Linked DNA regions of Mus musculus: region 2 is linked to region 1. A link is a loop called in an ENCODE intact Hi-C map of the cell type or tissue named here. Cell type or tissue: gastrocnemius. All regions are shown on one strand.

The links. Hi-C counts contacts between places; a loop is a spot of excess contacts. Peaks named below come from ENCODE experiments on the same cell type or tissue, not always from the same donor. Only the 100,000 strongest peaks of a DNase experiment are listed, where the experiment ranks them.
Region 2: a loop joins it to region 1, with 3 times the contacts of the local background. A loop is called at or near these places in 7 of 42 quality-filtered maps.

What each region holds. Positions count from the first base shown.
Region 1 is chr5:20,697,767-20,705,766 of GRCm38, reverse strand. It overlaps Magi2 (membrane associated guanylate kinase, WW and PDZ domain containing 2), which reads right to left. Exons shown (of 23, transcript NM_001170746.1): 23 at 976-3,697. The coding sequence ends at 3,641. Among named protein-coding and RNA genes, the nearest start is that of Gm52763, 20 kb to the right of the region's middle. In gastrocnemius, CTCF peaks have their summits at 2,516, 3,432 and 4,156; DNase peaks (open chromatin) are centred at 2,550, 3,681 and 4,104; H3K4me3 peaks cover 1,957 bases; H3K27ac peaks cover 1,714 bases.
Region 2 is chr5:20,762,726-20,770,725 of GRCm38, reverse strand. Phtf2 (putative homeodomain transcription factor 2) reads left to right here. Exons shown (of 18, transcript NM_172992.3): 15 at 4,813-4,968; 16 at 6,417-6,512. Among named protein-coding and RNA genes, the nearest start is that of Gm52806, 10 kb to the left of the region's middle. In gastrocnemius, no CTCF peak of the experiment used is centred here; no DNase peak of the experiment used is centred here; H3K4me3 peaks cover 465 bases; H3K27ac peaks cover 2,491 bases.

The DNA of each region.
Region 1 (8,000 bases):
TGCTTCCATCCAAGCTTCCCTGCCTCGGCTTCGGCTGGTGTTGGTGCAAATTGGTAGGCTGGAGGCAGCTGCAGCCTGCAGGTGGCTTGTCAGAGTAGCGCTTGAGCCTTCTTGTTCACTGGTTCTTAAAAATGTAAATTAACCATGTTAACCTTAAAAACAAGACAAAACTGCACCATCTCAAATAGTGCTTGATTTCCTACTTCCTGCCCCTCTTCTCTGAAACTGATGTGTGAGCTTTTTAATATAGTAAATAGTATTGAAATGAAAGATTGGCAGGTTAGGAATTTTAGGTCTCTCATTGGTGTAATGTGGAAAAGTCCTTGCAGCACCAGTTGAGAACTGTTCTCTTGGATCACAAACTCCATGACACTCCCAGGTGCAACTTGCTCCTCTGCAAGGTAAAACCTACAATCAGCCACTGGTTTTGGATTTAAATACTGCTGCTATGTATGTTGTTGATACTGTAACTTTTTCCATAAGAGGGTTTAAGGTATCAATGTAGTAAACAGCAGAAACACACAGCCAAGTCGTGATTTAAGCAAAAGATAGTCCTAACTGGATAGTTTCAGTTTACTTGAGTTAAAAACAAACAAAACCCAAATCCTCAAACCAAAACAGTTTTTCTGTGTATTGCCAGGGCATCCAGACTCAAATCTCAAAGAAGTTCTATTTCAGTCATTAAACTTATACTTTAGACATTTCAGGGGCGGGGGGAGCAGCTTTAAAAAGCCAAGGGAGGTGACAGTGGGGCGAGGCAGGAAGTGGTGGCACCGTGCCTTTAATCCCAGTACTGGGAGGCAGAGGATCTCTGTGAGTTTGAAGCCAGCCTGGTCTACAGATTGAGTTTCTGGACAGCCAGGGCTACACAGAGAAAACATGTTTTGAAAAACAAAACAATCAAACCAAACCAAAATAATAATAATAATAATACCCCTATTCCTTACTAAATTAAAATTAACACACAGTTTATATAGCTGGAAAAAGAAAAGATTTTTGGATATATATTTTATTTGACAGTGTTTTAGAATATCATACAGTAAACAAGATTTCTGTAAAAGTTAATTTATCCATAGTGGTGCGTTTCATAAAAATAGTTGCTCACTTACAGTCTTTCTGTGACTATTAATACATGGAATTATATTTATAGAGATACAGCTGTACAGGGTAAATTCACAGCTAACACTACACAGAAATATTATTTGGAATGAGATTTAGATGATGTGCTGTCTTCACGGGTTATGGATTACAGCCGCATAAAGCAATTGCTGCACGGGTAGTAGCTGTGAAGTGTGCAAATTAGAGTTTATGCAAGGGTGATCTCCACGGTTGTCCTTCTGAAGCCTATGGAACGTAAAGGTCAGAGGACACAGTACCAGGACGTACGTGCAGCTACACTACAGAGCATGGTCCAAACCCAGAGTCAATAAATTAATGGCAAACTATACTGGATTTCTAGTCCAGGGGAAAAAGACAAATTGAGATTAAACCGAAAGTATAAACCGCTACACGTGTTTGTGCTTTGTTTATGATGAATGTGTTTCATTTTGGAAATTACTTTTACAAGCTGCAATACCCTTCACTTGAGGCTTCTGACCATATTTGCTTGTGGAACAACTATCTTTATGTACGATGGAAATTAAACTAGGTAGTGTCCAGAGAGTGGGAAGACTCATTGAGACAGCAGTTACATGTGACCTGGCGTGATGGACCCGGCTTCCCTCTTACTCAACAAGTACTTGTGTAAGGAGCAGAATATCTGAAGAGTTGAAGCCTCAGTTATACAAAACATATTCATGACAAAATGCCTTCAGACATTTTGTCTTTAAATATGTGCAGCTACAATAAATACCAATGGATAGCTGACTAATGTTAACGTTTGACAGTTTTTACTGCAGGGACAATCGCTGACCTGCGATGGTAACCCGGGGACATAAAGGTGCATCTATAGATTGTTAGTGTAACAAAAAGCATTAGCAAATTGGAGGCGAAAAGCTACAGGTGGAAACAAAAAGGAGATCAAATAAGGAAAGCAGAAAGGAATGCCAAAGGACTTATGTTCTTTAATGAAAATAAATTAGTTATCATAATGCTTTCAATATTAGAGATTCTAATTTGAGAAATATAGGACAAATACTTTGTCAAAGTGCAAATGAAGAGCTTTAAAATAAGACAATCAAATAGGTAAAATAGAAGATTGCTAACAGAGCAGCTACGTATCTCTGAGTGCCTGGGATGACAGGAAGCCTTTTCAGGAAGGAACTGCAGCGTTGTCAATCTCGATTAAACAGATTATGGTCTTTTGATTATCAAACTCATTATTTTAGAGGCAACCAATTAGGATCTACGAGCTAACCTGCAAAATTCTGACTTACGGCAAACTGCTCCCTAGGATACAATTTTTAAAACCTTTTTTCCCTACTACTGAAAATGTACAGAAATGTGACTTGACCACAGAAATGGCAGTAAAAAAGGCATCACACCAATGAATTCACTAGGTTTCTAACTCATCCTGCAGTAGGCAGGGGACGCTGCTGCTAATACCGTTGGTGGATGCTGAAGGGGGAGCCATGGAAACGTAGCATGGGAGAACAGTTCTGGATGTTTCAAAGAAACCCTTTATCCCCTGTCTAGATATGTCAAGAACGATTTATTTACAACACTTTAGATCAATTAAAAGATATAATCTTGTCTCAGTTTCCGCTTGCTCCGTGCAGTTTGATTTTTTTTTAAGGCGATATTCCAGTTTGTGATTGCTCTGAACTTGTCCAGTTTCTTGATATAAAGTTTGGATGACATCCAAATCCTTCATGCAGTGGGGGGAACTTTTTTCTTTTTCTCTTTTTGAATCTAAAGCTACACTGCACTGTCTCTCTGTGATGTTTGCGTGATTTTGGTTCTTCCGTAGCTGCCAAAGCTCCCACCATGGAACCGGGGGCTTTAGGATCAGTTTAGGTCTGCCTGCGCGCACACCGTGCCGTGCCGCCTACGCGCGTCGCACGCCGGCGCTCCCGGGCTTCGGCGCCTCGTATAGATCTATGCGTGTGACAGTGGAAATAAATTAAAACGCCGTGAGACGGAACCCAGGAAGATCGGCCTGCGTGGAGGCGGGCGGGGGCCCCTCGCCTTGGGGCTCATCTGCCCGCGGCCGAGGCGCCAGGCTGCAGGGCGCCCGGCAGCTTGTCGGAGCCCGGCACCTTCCAGGGCCCCGGCGCCATCGTCGCCTTGCGCGCTGGGCCGCCCCCCGTGGGCCGCGCTGCGGGTCGGGCCCCCGAGCGCACACCCACCTTGGCCTCGGCCTCCCGCGCGCCCGCGGCCCCGAGGCCCTCACGCCGGCCGCGCAGCGCCTCCTTCCCGTCGGCCGCCTCCGAGGCGGGCCTGCCGGCCTCGGGCCGCCCCTGGCCGCCGGGCACCTCCTCCAGCCTGGGCCGCGCACTGCGCTGCGGGCTCGCCGAGCGCTCCCTCTGCTCCCCCAGGCGCTGCTTCTTCTGGCCGCCGGCCGAAAGCTCCTTTGGTTTCCTAACGTCGTGTTCCCTTTGGATATCCCAAGTTGGGTCTGGGCCTATCTGGTGGGAAGGGTCGGAGGGTGGGGCTGGATGTGATGGAGAGAATGGAGAGAGGATGTCTTCGAGGGAGACGCCTACTTCCGGCAGGCCTGGGGCGGCGGCAGCGGCAGCACTCCAGGCGTGGGGTTCGTCTGTGGACAGGAAGCACAGGCGTTAGGGCGCGCCGCGTCCCCGCGCTCCAGCTAACTCCCCCACCCCCATGCCGGGGACCCGGGCTGGCAGCCAGGCGGCTGCTCTCAAGGGCCCCGCCACATCCCTCAACTGCCCAGAGGGCAGCCAGCCGCACCCCGGGGTTCCGTCCCCCACCCGTCCCGGGCAGCCATCGCTCAAGAGTTCAAGGCACAGCTCGGGCCTAATCCCTTTGCCTCAGTCTGCTCTTAATTTCTGGGGTCACGCCTAGCATGGCCACTGACTTGGCAATAAATCACCGGTTCTCAGACCTCACTGTGGAAATACAAGTTGCCCAGCGACCCAGCCCAGCAGGTCCCAGCAGTATAGAGACCAGGTGCTCCTCTGTTTTTAGCAGGCCTTCTGCGATTCTTGGGATGGATCTGAGTCCTCCTCAAAGGAGTTGGGTGTGTGATTTTCTCAGCCGTTAGGTGTCGCTCAAAGCATAGTTCTCAGCAATTGCCTAATAACCTTGGGATTTGGATTGATTCATCTGAAAACTATCATTGCTTTCTTGCCCGAAAAGAAAATCATTGTCTTTGATTTTTTTTTTTTTTTTTTTTTGTAGTTTTAACATGGATGGCTCCTAGACTAAGATAAACGGGACTGATTCTAGAAAGCCTAGCTTTAAGGCCATTGAGGATTTACTCTGTTGCCTTCCAAGCAACTATGTTGACTTTCCAAAAAAGTATATATAACATAAAACAAAACACTGGCCGGAAACCAAGTAGGGGGCAGATGTGTTGGATTCAGTGAGTTAGTTATGACCACCAGCAATAACATTTCCCTGGAATTTTCTTACCCCAAGGCAAAATCAAGCAGGGAAATTCAATACAGGAACCCTTGATATTTGTGAGGAAAATGTCTCATGACCTTTGAAAAGATCTTAAGTTTTATAATTCTCAGAATGTTATTTTCTCTAAGGAATTAGTATATGAGTGGGACACAAAGAAGCCACATTTATATTGAGTTCTGGGTGGCTGTTGATTCTTTTCCACTAGTAGGTGGTAAGGTTAGTGATCTTGAGTCCGCCCAGCTCATGAATACCAGGAGCCTGCTTTGTTTTAAAGTTGAGATGTGTATATGGTACTTCTTCTGATGGTGACTTAGACGAGGACAGGAAGAGGACAGTGGAGTTGCTCTCTTCCCCAACAGTTCTGGCCACCTTTAAACTATCAGAGTAGTTGCACACACTTTGTCCTTTGCTGTGAGATCTGAATAGGTCACTCTGAGTACAGCCTTATCTTCCTTCTCTCCATAAACTGATGTCCATGAATCTTTTCAGTTTGGAAACCAAGTATCCTTGGTTACCTTCGGAATAATCTGGAATTAGTCGATGTGTTCAGTGGAAACCCCTACTGTGGGCTACAGTTAAAAATCAGACTAGCATTTGATAGAAAGCAGCAACTTGCCAGTGTAGGAAAATATGCCTGAAACAGTTAAACACGAATTCTAAAGACCTGGGGGGGTTAGTGCCCAGGACCATGGTGATGACAGTTTGCATGTTAATAGCTCGTACTCCCACCATTATATCACATATGGCCGAGGCAATGAGCTGGCCTGAAATCACTTCTGAGACACAGGGAGAGGGTAAGTAGCTTGACCAAAATTATTGAATGAGCACCCTAGAGTAACATTTGGGTTTCTTTACCCATTTTACTGAGTGAGAAAATTGTCCCAGCCTATTGACATGCAAATAAGATTAAATCAAGTGACACAGACCTTAGTGGCCATCCTGCCTAAAGGCGACCGGCCCCATCTCCCAACAGAGCACTTAGCATTTGTTCCTCAGAACCACGTAAGGTATTGAACAGGAGAGTTCTGGTCAGACCATGAGAAAGATTAACTCACACATGGAGGTAGCTGCCCTTGGCTTGGCCTGGGATCGTCTCTGAAGCCTTATTCTTTGTCCTTCTCCTCTTTCCTATCTCCAATCACTCTTTATGATAAGCTAGAAGATGGGCTTATCTACAAATGCAAGTCTTACTATAAAAAGATTTTTTTCAAGGGATTTTAATAGGCAATCAAATACTTAACTGAAGGAGAAAGGAAAAGTTTTTGTGTTCTACCCCACTGAACCCAGTGGTGCTTTAGTGTCAGCTCCAGAGGATACCTCTGTGTATTCACCTTCATATACCACGGCTGAGTATTTCCATAAACAGGCTGGACTCAGAGCTTTATGCCACCTAGCCTCCTGTTCTCCGACCTCATCAGGGATTTAGTCTTAGGAGTTTTTCTTCGCCATAGCATTTCCTGGGTGTTCTCTTACTTGTAAAGCTCTATGGAAAGTGTTCCTGTTGAGCTCCGTCCTCCCCAGTGGCTCTACCCCAGTCCCTCCATCTGCCTTCTTGATATCTCTCCTTGAAAAGTGCACTGTCACCTTCCGATGTCTCAACTAAACACCAGGAACCTTCCCTCCAAGCTACTCTCCATGCCTCCTCGGTGTCTCTCCTTGATGGATGGTATTGTCATCACATGGTGTCACCCTAGGTCCCCGACTTTCTTGAATCTCACAAATACAAGGCATCGGTTTAGTTCTGGCTTCAGACATGCATAGGCTCTATGCACATACACTTGACATAGCTAAGGTAGGAGCGAGACTATAAAAGTTCTAAATTCTAAAACCAATTTAAGCACTGTTCAGAGAAGTATAGAAATGGTGAGCTACTACCTGTCTGTACAAGGGATTGCTTGGCATAAGGCAGCCACCAGGTGGAGGGACATTGTTTTAGATGGAGGAGCTGCAGAAATCACTGTCACCTGAGCTGCTGCCATAAGCCCCTCTTTGCTTCCATGCTTGAGTTCCGCCAGAGGGCCTCCACATAACAGAATCTTTGATAAACAAGTTCTCGCCTAAACCTTCAGTGGGTTTTCACTGCTTTTAGATAGAAACTCATCATGATTCGCTGGTCTACAAGAGCCTGCTGCAGGATCTGGGTCCTGACAGTCTCACCAGCTTTGTCTCCACTCACCCCCTGCTCTTTCACCCAAGTTGTTCTCTGCTCAGTTCTTCAGTTACAGGGATCTCACTCTGGGATGCTGCTGTCAGCTGCTCTGCTCACTGCTGAAGGCACTCCTAGCTGCTCACATAAGGAAGCAAGTCTCCTACACCCTTCCTGTCTCTTGAGTTTTATTCCAAAGAATTCCGATATATAGTAAGCAGGACTCTTCAATGGTATCCTGTTTTATATCCTCATAGTCACTATGAGGATATATGGAGGTCCTTATGCCTTTTTGCTATTTACTTGATTAACATCAGTCTAAAATACTAGTTGTATGCTTCACAAAGACAATGACCACACTGGTCTTGTTTATCATAGTGGACTTAAAAAAACAGGACAGTATTTGAAACAAAAAGTGAGTGCTTGATGAATATTTGACAAGTGAATGAAAATCTGTTCCAGAAATAGAAATGGAAGAAGGCCTGATACCACTTCAAGGCAGAAGATTCACATTTAAAATCTAGTCTCTCAGAAGTGAGTGTGTGTCTGTGACCTGTGTCTGTTTTTGAGAGGAAAGATGGTAGTGACTTGAGATTGTCAGAAAATAGGTCTGGAGAGGGGAGGAGAGTGATGCAGAAAGAGGGAAGGAAGCAACAGAGAGGATGATGGAAACGGATCAGGAGAGAGAGGAGCAGACAGAAGCAGAGTCAGTTCCCTTCAAGTTTTGCAGACGTCCTTTCCTCATTAATGTTGTGGATGGGCCGGGTGCTGTGTGTATGCTGATGCTAATTCCGTTCTTCTGGGAGGGGATGGGGACAAGGAGTGAGTCTTACTCAGGTGACTTCCTGTGAACCAATCCCTAATGAATAAAGGAGCCAATCACTGGGCAAGTAGGTGGGACTCCTGGGTTGGCCGAGGAAGAGAGGAAGCAGGAGAGAGTTAGGTCTTCTTTTTTTTTTTTTGGCCGGGGAGAGTATGAGGACAAGATGTAGCTATGAGTGTCTCTCGGTTTCAATGGCAGATCCATCAGGATTCACCACTGGAGGATTTAGATTTAATAAGGCTTACAAGATTAGGATTTTAGTTGCTCCACCCGGCGATTGAGTTATCGTTTCTGAACTAAGTTTGTGTTGTGTTTTCCTTCACACGGCAGCTCATCTGGGTTCAAGAGAGAAAGGTACTGCGGCAAAGTGTGGGTTTGCCAGAAGTGCACCACAAAGACCATGGGGGATTTGAAGCACGGGGTTGGTGTGGGAATGACATACCAGTGGGACCTTAGTGAGCTGAGTGGAGATGTTTCAGGAGCTCAGGGCCAGAGAGTCTT
Region 2 (8,000 bases), 65 kb before region 1:
ATTAAAAAGAATGAATTTATGAAATTCCTAGCCAAATGGATGGACCTGGAGGGCATCATCCTGAGTGAGGTAACACATTCACAAAGAAACTCACACAATATGTACTCACTGATAAGTGGATATTAGCCCCAAACCTAGGATACCCAAGATATAAGATATAATTTGCTAAACACATGAAACTCAAGAAAAATGAAGACTGAAGTGTGGACACTGTGCCCCTCCTTAGATTTGGGAACAAAACACCCATGGAAGGAGTTACAGAGACAAAGTTTGGAGCTGAGATGAAAGGATGGACCATGTAAAGACTGCCATATCCAGGGATCCACCCCATAATCAGCATCCAAACGCTGACACCATTGCATACACTAGCAAGATTTTATCGAAAGGACCCAGATGTAGCTGTCTCTTGTGAGACCATGCCGGGGCCTAGCAAACACAGAAGTGGATGCTCACAGTCAGCTAATGGATGGATCACAGGGCTCCCAATGGAGGAGCTAGAGAAAGTAGCCAAGGAGCTAAAGGGATCTGCAACCCTATAGGTGGAACAACATTATGAACTAACCAGTACCCCGGAGCTCTTGACTCTAGCTGCATATATATCAAAAGATGGCCTAGTCGGCCATCACTGGAAAGAGAGGCCCATTGGACTTGCAAACTTTATATGCCCCAGTACAGGGGAACACCAGGGCCAAAAAGGGGGAGTGGGTGGGCAGGGGAGTGGGGGTTGGTGGATATGGGGGACTTTTGGTATAGCATTGGAAATGTAAATGAGCTAAATACCTAATAAAAAATGGAAAAAAAAAAAAGTGGTCCTTAGCTTACGGATACAGAGCAGAAGTAAAACAACACTGCCCTGGAGGATGACTTTAACCCTGATCCAACAGAATTTACACAGATGCAAAAACATGAAGAAAAATTCGGCATGAGCCAGCAGATCAATAAACAGCAGGATTGTTTGCCAACACTGTCAGATAATAGACTAAACAGGAATCAAGTTTGTTTAAAATGATTAAAGTCAGATAGCACTGTGAGAAAAGAACACAGATTTTTACAAGAACCAGTAGTAGCTCTGAGAAATGGAAAAAACAAAAACAAACGGTTCTTGACATTTCAGTCGAAAATGAAAACAGTCAAGAGTCAAAGCACACATTTAGTGAACTGAGGCATTGAAGTAATGCTCTGTAGTCCAGGACAGATAGAGATGGGAAATGCAAAAGGACACAGAGATGTGTGTCAGCTCAGCCCTACTCTACCAGGAGTTCTAGGAAGAGAAGGGAGAACTCAGTATTTCAGAGACCATGACTCAGAATTTTTTTAGAATTAATGAAATTCTTATAATGTATGAGGACAGTTTGTAAAACTTTCCTGTGTCCTGGGCCACAAAGTAGTTACCAGCTAGACAGGGTGTAAGTTATACACGCCTGCACTTGGAAAGCTGAGGCAGAAAGGTTTTGAGTTCAAGAGGCTAGCAAGGTTGTCTCAAGAAAACAAAACACTAATACCCAGATAATATCAAATGACACATGATCTAGCTATAATATAATCAAGACAAACACAGATAGCAATAAGGAAATGTATATGTTTAGAAAATCTTTTTTTTTTAAGATTTATTTTTTATTATTATACATAAGTACACTGTAGCTGACTTCAGACACTCCAGAAGAGGGAGTCAGATCTCATTACAGGTGGTTGTGAGCCACCATGTGGTTGCTGGGATTTGAACTCAGGACCGTGCTCTTATCCTCTGAGCCATCTCGCCAGCCCCATGTTTAGAAAATCTTAAAGAACATTTATATTTAAAATTTTTTTAAAACAATATTAAGCTATTTTACTGGCACAATTGAAAATTGTGAGTTCTCAGTTACAGGTGTTACCACAACTCCCACATTTTTCTGTGGGTTCCAGGAGAACAAAATCAGATCCTCGCACGTTCAGGACGAGCGGTTTGCCTTCTCCCCAGCGCCTCCTTAGCTCTTGTCATAACATAGCCTTGAGGTCAGGCCAGAGAGAGCATGAGAAGGGGAAACTCTTAGATATAAAGTCCTGCACCAAAGTGTTACAGAGGAAAAGCCTGAAATGGCACAGTGATGGTAAGCCTGGCAGTGCACCAGCTTCAGCTTCAGAATGTCCATTAAATTAATAGTTTCATGCATGTCGGTTAATTTACAAACTTCATTTGCGCAATGAAGAGAAAATATCCAGTTACCTCAATAGATGCAGAAAACAAATTATATTAAATTTTCAGCAGACTCTAAAATATGAATTTTTATTTTTCACTTTTATTAGTATTAATCATACAAAATAATGGGTTTCACTGTGACCCTTTTCTATGACAGTGTACATGTGTACTGACCATCTTTGGTCCTCAGAGAATGGTTGGCATCACAATCACATGCAGATAAACAGGTGTTTTGGGTGGTTTTTTGTTTGTTATTTGTTTTGTTTGTGTTTTTTATTGGATATTTTATTTACATTTCAAATGTTACCCCCTTTCCTGGTTTCCCCTCTGGAAAGCCCCTGTCCCATCCCCCCTCCCCCTGCTTCTATGAGTGTTCTCCCCCTCCTGTCCACCCACTCTTGCCTCACCAACCCTAGCATTCCCCTACACTGGGGCATCGAGCCTTCACAGGACCAAGGGCCTCTCCTCCCATTGATGCCACACAAGGCCATCCTCTGCTACATGTGCAGCTGGAGCCATGGGTCCCTCCTTGTGAACTCTTTGGTTGGTGGTTTACTCCCTGGGAGCTCTGGGAGGTCTGGTTGGTTGATATTGTTGTTCTTCCTACAGTGTTGCAAACCCCTTCGGCTCCTTCAGCCCTTCCACTAACTCCTCCATTGAGGTCCCCATGCTCAATCTGATGGTTGGCTGCAAGCATCCACATCTGTATTTGTCAGGCTCTGGCAGAGCCTCTCAGGAGACAGCTATATCAGGCCCCTATCAGCAAGCGCTTTTTGGCATCCACAATAGTGTCTGGGTTTGGTGTCTGCAGATAGGTTGGACCCCCAGGTGGGGCAGTTTCTGGATGGCCTTTCCTTCAGTCTCTGCTCCACACTTTGTCCCTGTATTTCCTTCAGACAGGAACAATTCTGGGTTAAAAATTTGGAGATGGGTGGGTGACACCCCCCCCCCCCCCCACACACACACACACCTTTTCTGTTTGTTTAAGTTTGGTAAGCTTTTTGGAGTTGATAAGGAAGCACAGAGGCAAGAACAGTCCAGAGCTTTGAGGGACAAGTTACCTGACAAGAGATTAGAATTACTTCTAAGATACAGGAAGACTATGCCATTAATAGAGAAGTGGAATGTCCAATGGATGAAGTAGAGTTCTGCAAATCCATGCAAGATACATGATATAGCGTTGTCATGTATCAAGGCTTATGGGATAGGGAAGTGAAACGATACAGAAGTAAACGAAAGTATTTCATCCTTGAGAATAAATTCTAGATAGAAAAAAGATTGAAATATAAGCAACAATTTTAAGTTCAGTCACAAATAAAAAGTCTGGGCTGCAGAGGGCACCATCCGTGACAAAACAGGATCTGGGAAAACCCTGGCCAACCATGTTGACATCAGTGGGAATGTTACAAGTCTATCTTCACAAGGCAGTAAGAAAAGCATCCTAACCGGGAAAAGTTATAAAATATAAAAAGATATCTCAGAGAGAAACACAGTGGCTACCAGGAGTGTGGAGCATTCTTTTCTTCCCCCAAGTTCAGGGCAAGTTAAGATGAAGGTAATGAGCGTGTAGGGTACATGTTATACCCACAGGGTGGCAAATGTTAAAGACTTGGGTGGGTATAAACAAAACTGAGTGCAGACAGAATTGGAGACATGGCTGAGTATACAGTGATTCCACTGTGTGGAGATAAATAAGTTCCATCCAACAAAGTTGAGGAAGTGCTACCTATGAGCTAGTAGTCGTTTCCTACAGATTAGTACCTAAAGGAAGCCTTGCATATGTGGACAAGGATACACAGAGCTGCTGATAAAGACACTGACAACTTGAATGGTACTTTTTGGAGCAGACCAAATTAATTATACGTGTTAAAATGAACTAATTTAAATTTGAATGCTTCAGTATTGGTAAGTCTTAGAAACAAGGTTCAGTGGAATAAAAAGAAGCAGGAACTGGCAGTGTGGCCTAGTGGGCAGGGGTTCCCAAACCAACATGGTGGATGGAGGGAGCTGAGTCCTGGTCATTACACATGCATGCACTGTGACATGTGTACATGGCTCCTTCCCTCCCTCTGGGAGAATTAACAAATGAATATGAGAAAGAAAGTAATTTGGATATGATGTTGGGTACTGTGATAGCACTGACTGTCCAGATATAGATAAAATAACATATTTAAAGATGACTGTTGAAGGTTGATGACCTGGCACCATGACAGAGTGGCAGAACTTCGTAGCCTACAGAAAGCTCTGGGTGTGCTGTGTCCTCAGTACTAGGAAAGGAGAAATAAAACCACAGGATGAATAAAATTTTCTAAATTATTAAGAGCCTGAATGGAAAAGATTAAACACAAAATTTACCTTGGGGTAGAGTGGAGGGTTAGTTCAGAAATCAAGGACAAAAATATCTCAAGGTTTTAACTGAATTTGAAATTTTTTTTAATATCTGAAGTACATACTGTAAAATTAAGATTCAACAAAACTTATAGAACCCATAGCTGTTGGTTATATTAGTCTTCATACTTCTGATGTGCATAAATATTTCATGATAAATTTGTTTTTAAAACAGCACTACATTTGAAATAAACTAAACTGCGCACACTGCTGCTTCACCCAGTGTTTCTCTGCCTCCCTCCCAGCTGCTCCACGTGCACGAGATCTTCCTTGACTGTCACTATAACTGGGAGCTGGTGATCTGGTGCATCTCCTTAACGCTGTTCCTCCTGAGGTTCGTTACTCTTGGATCAGAAACCAGCAAGAAATACAGCAATACCTCAATCCTACTTACGGAACAGGTGGGTTCACCGTCAGTCAGTCTCCAGTCTGGGGGACAGCTTGCCAGCTGTGGGCTCTCCTTCTGCCATGTGTATTTTGGGATACAACTCAGGTCACCAGCCTTGGCATGAACATATTTCCCCATTTAGCCATCTGACAGCCCATGTATATACTATCTTGAAACAGTTTTGCTTATCTTATATTTTTCAGGAGCATGGTTTTTATTTGATTATGGTCATTTGTGCTATGAAGCTAAACTTAAATTTTGATAGTACACAGCCATTTTTCAGTGTTTCTGCCTGATCAGATTTCAAATGTAATCTGCTGTTCTTATGTTCTATTTTCATTTGGCAGGAAGGAAGTAGTATTATAAAAATGATAGATTTTAAAACATTAGTGGGACACGATGGCTTTGCAGTGTAACAACCACATTAGAATACGTTTAAATTTTTATTCAACAGAATAAAGCATAGTAATTTTGATAATTGATTTTATTTTATATGAGTTTGCTAAATATTTCCTCTTGCAATTTCATAAGACTTGTACAAAAGAAATGTTTGCTAATGAGCCTGTTGGAATGTTTTAGTTAGGGAGAGCTTGTATTTTAAATAGTCAGTATTCTTGATTAGGTGAAGAGGAGAGTGACCACTAGAGATAATCATCTCTGACATCACTGGGTCTCTTGCAGACAGACAGACAGATGACCACCTCCCTCAAATTGATTGTGAGGCTGATGCTTCTCAGCCTGCCTTCTGCACCTCCTGTCCAGTTTGCCCTGTATCTCACTACCCCGTGTTGGTTTACATGTGGTTTGGGTTTGCTTCATATGACTTCTGCCCTTGACATTAGAAGCTGTCCAGTTCATAGCACCTAGAACTTCTGTACATTGTTAGTCCCACCAGTCCATATGTTGACTGTTGGTTTGGTTGGAGTTGTGGTGTATCAGATGGGTAAGGATAGTGTGATAGAGGCTTGGAGTTAGAGCCTTTTCACAGACAGGGACTGAACTGGGCAGGTACTCCAAAAGTATCTATTAGGGAGTAGATAAGAAAGGTATGTAAATATTTTTTATCACTTTCATAATAAAAAAATCATGGGCCAATTTGGTGAGTTTATTCTGTTGCTATTCATTCTCTAAATTGATCTGGCCCTGAGAATACAATGTTTACCTTTTTAAGTTTTAAGTTCTCTTATTGTAAAATAAGTTTATTTTAAGATTTGGGATGTATAATAATGGTTAAATATTATAATCATTTATAACATTAACTCAGAGATCCACTATTAATATTTTGCTCACCGTCTTTCAGATCTTTTTAAGAATGTGCATTTGAGATCTGGGGATATAACTCATTGGTAAAATGATTGTGTAGCATTCATGAGGCCCTGAGTTTAGTCCCCAACATTGTAAAAGAGAAATATATGTTGCCATCTTAAATGATTTTGCCTATGGGGCTTTTTTATATAAAAGATAAACCTCTACTTGAAAATGGAGAAGAAACCTAACAAAAAGGAGGAGCTGACCCTTGTGAATAATGTGTTAAAGCTGGCTACGAAACTGCTGAAGGTGAGACCTGTGGAGGGTGCGCTGCCCTGCCTGCCCTGCCTGTGCACGGTGTGCTGCGCTGCACTACACTGCCATGAACCCTATTCTCTGTCTGCCTTCTGCCTGCCTAAGTGGCTTCCAAATGACATTCGAGCACATGTGCACAGGTTTTTTGTTTGTTTTGTTGTCATTGCTTAAGTAGCCCAAATAATTGATTTGAAAAGTATGTGAAAACTTTTACTATACTATAGATATGGATTCGTGTGTGTGTGTGTGTGTGTGTGTGTGTTTAATCTATTTCATCTAGAATATTAGGAACCATTTCACAAAAGAAGGCTAGACATTAACTCAGAAGTTCTTTTTATTTTATGTTTCATAAAGCAGTCTTCTGTGTGACCCATGTTAGCTTAAAAATCAATAATAAAACTAAACCTTATTTTTAAAGGAAGAAAATCAGTGATAGACATAGATATATATACAGGTCATCAGTATTTAATTTGAAAATTATTTTTGATAAATTAAAGACTATAGTCTTGTGTTTGATGTCATAATATCCTTGGGATTGAGTTTTTTTATTATTATTAATTTTGTAACAGGATCTTAACTTTGTAGCTCTGATTTGCTCAGTATTAACTGTGTTTCCCAAGGTGACTTCAAACTTGTGGCAACGTCCTGCCTCAGCCTCCCGAGTGCTGGGGTAGAGTATGCCACCATGCCTTGCTCTTGGGATAATGAAATGGGACTTTTCGCCATTGCTTTATGGTATTGCTTTTTTTGTTGTTGTTGTTAAAACAAAAATATATTTAAGAATCTCAATTTCTATAACTAATAGAGCATACTACTTAAGAGTTTTAAATTTTTAGAGAATGGTATGAAATTAGTTGTGACCCAGTAATAGGGTTATTCCACTGTCAACTAAAATATTGATTGGTTGTAGACTGTACCTCACAGGAAATTGGACATCAAAAAGGTTCAGAGGAGGCAAGAAAGGGATAATTATTAATTGCTTTCTTTTAAAAGTTTTTCTTTCAAAAGTCTTATTACAACAGGTGTTAGAGAAGAGAAAGAACACAGACACATCTTTCCCCTATTTTTTTTTTCCAAAAAGATGCCATGAGTTGATGGTTTTCTGTTTGCTTAATCTTTTGTATTGGGTATCTTCAGGTATTGGTCTGGCTGACAGCAGGAACTATTAAACTGTAAAGCAGAGACAGTCACAATGCTTGATCTGCTTCGGTCCAATCCAGAGCTTGGCGTTAATGTGACTTGGACTCTCCCTCTCACTTTCCACGGCCCAGAAACTCACAAGGCCATGATTCCAAGGCCATGTACTCTGTAGCCCACCCCCTTTCCCTGTTAGTACTGGCCTCCATGAGACCCCGTCTCTTCCTTGAGAATCTGGCACACAGAACTTCTTGCTTCTGGAGTTACTGCTCTTTATCTTCCAGCCCAGAGACCCTTTTCCACTTAACACTGCCATGCTGTACCCGCTCAAGATCTTCTAGTGTC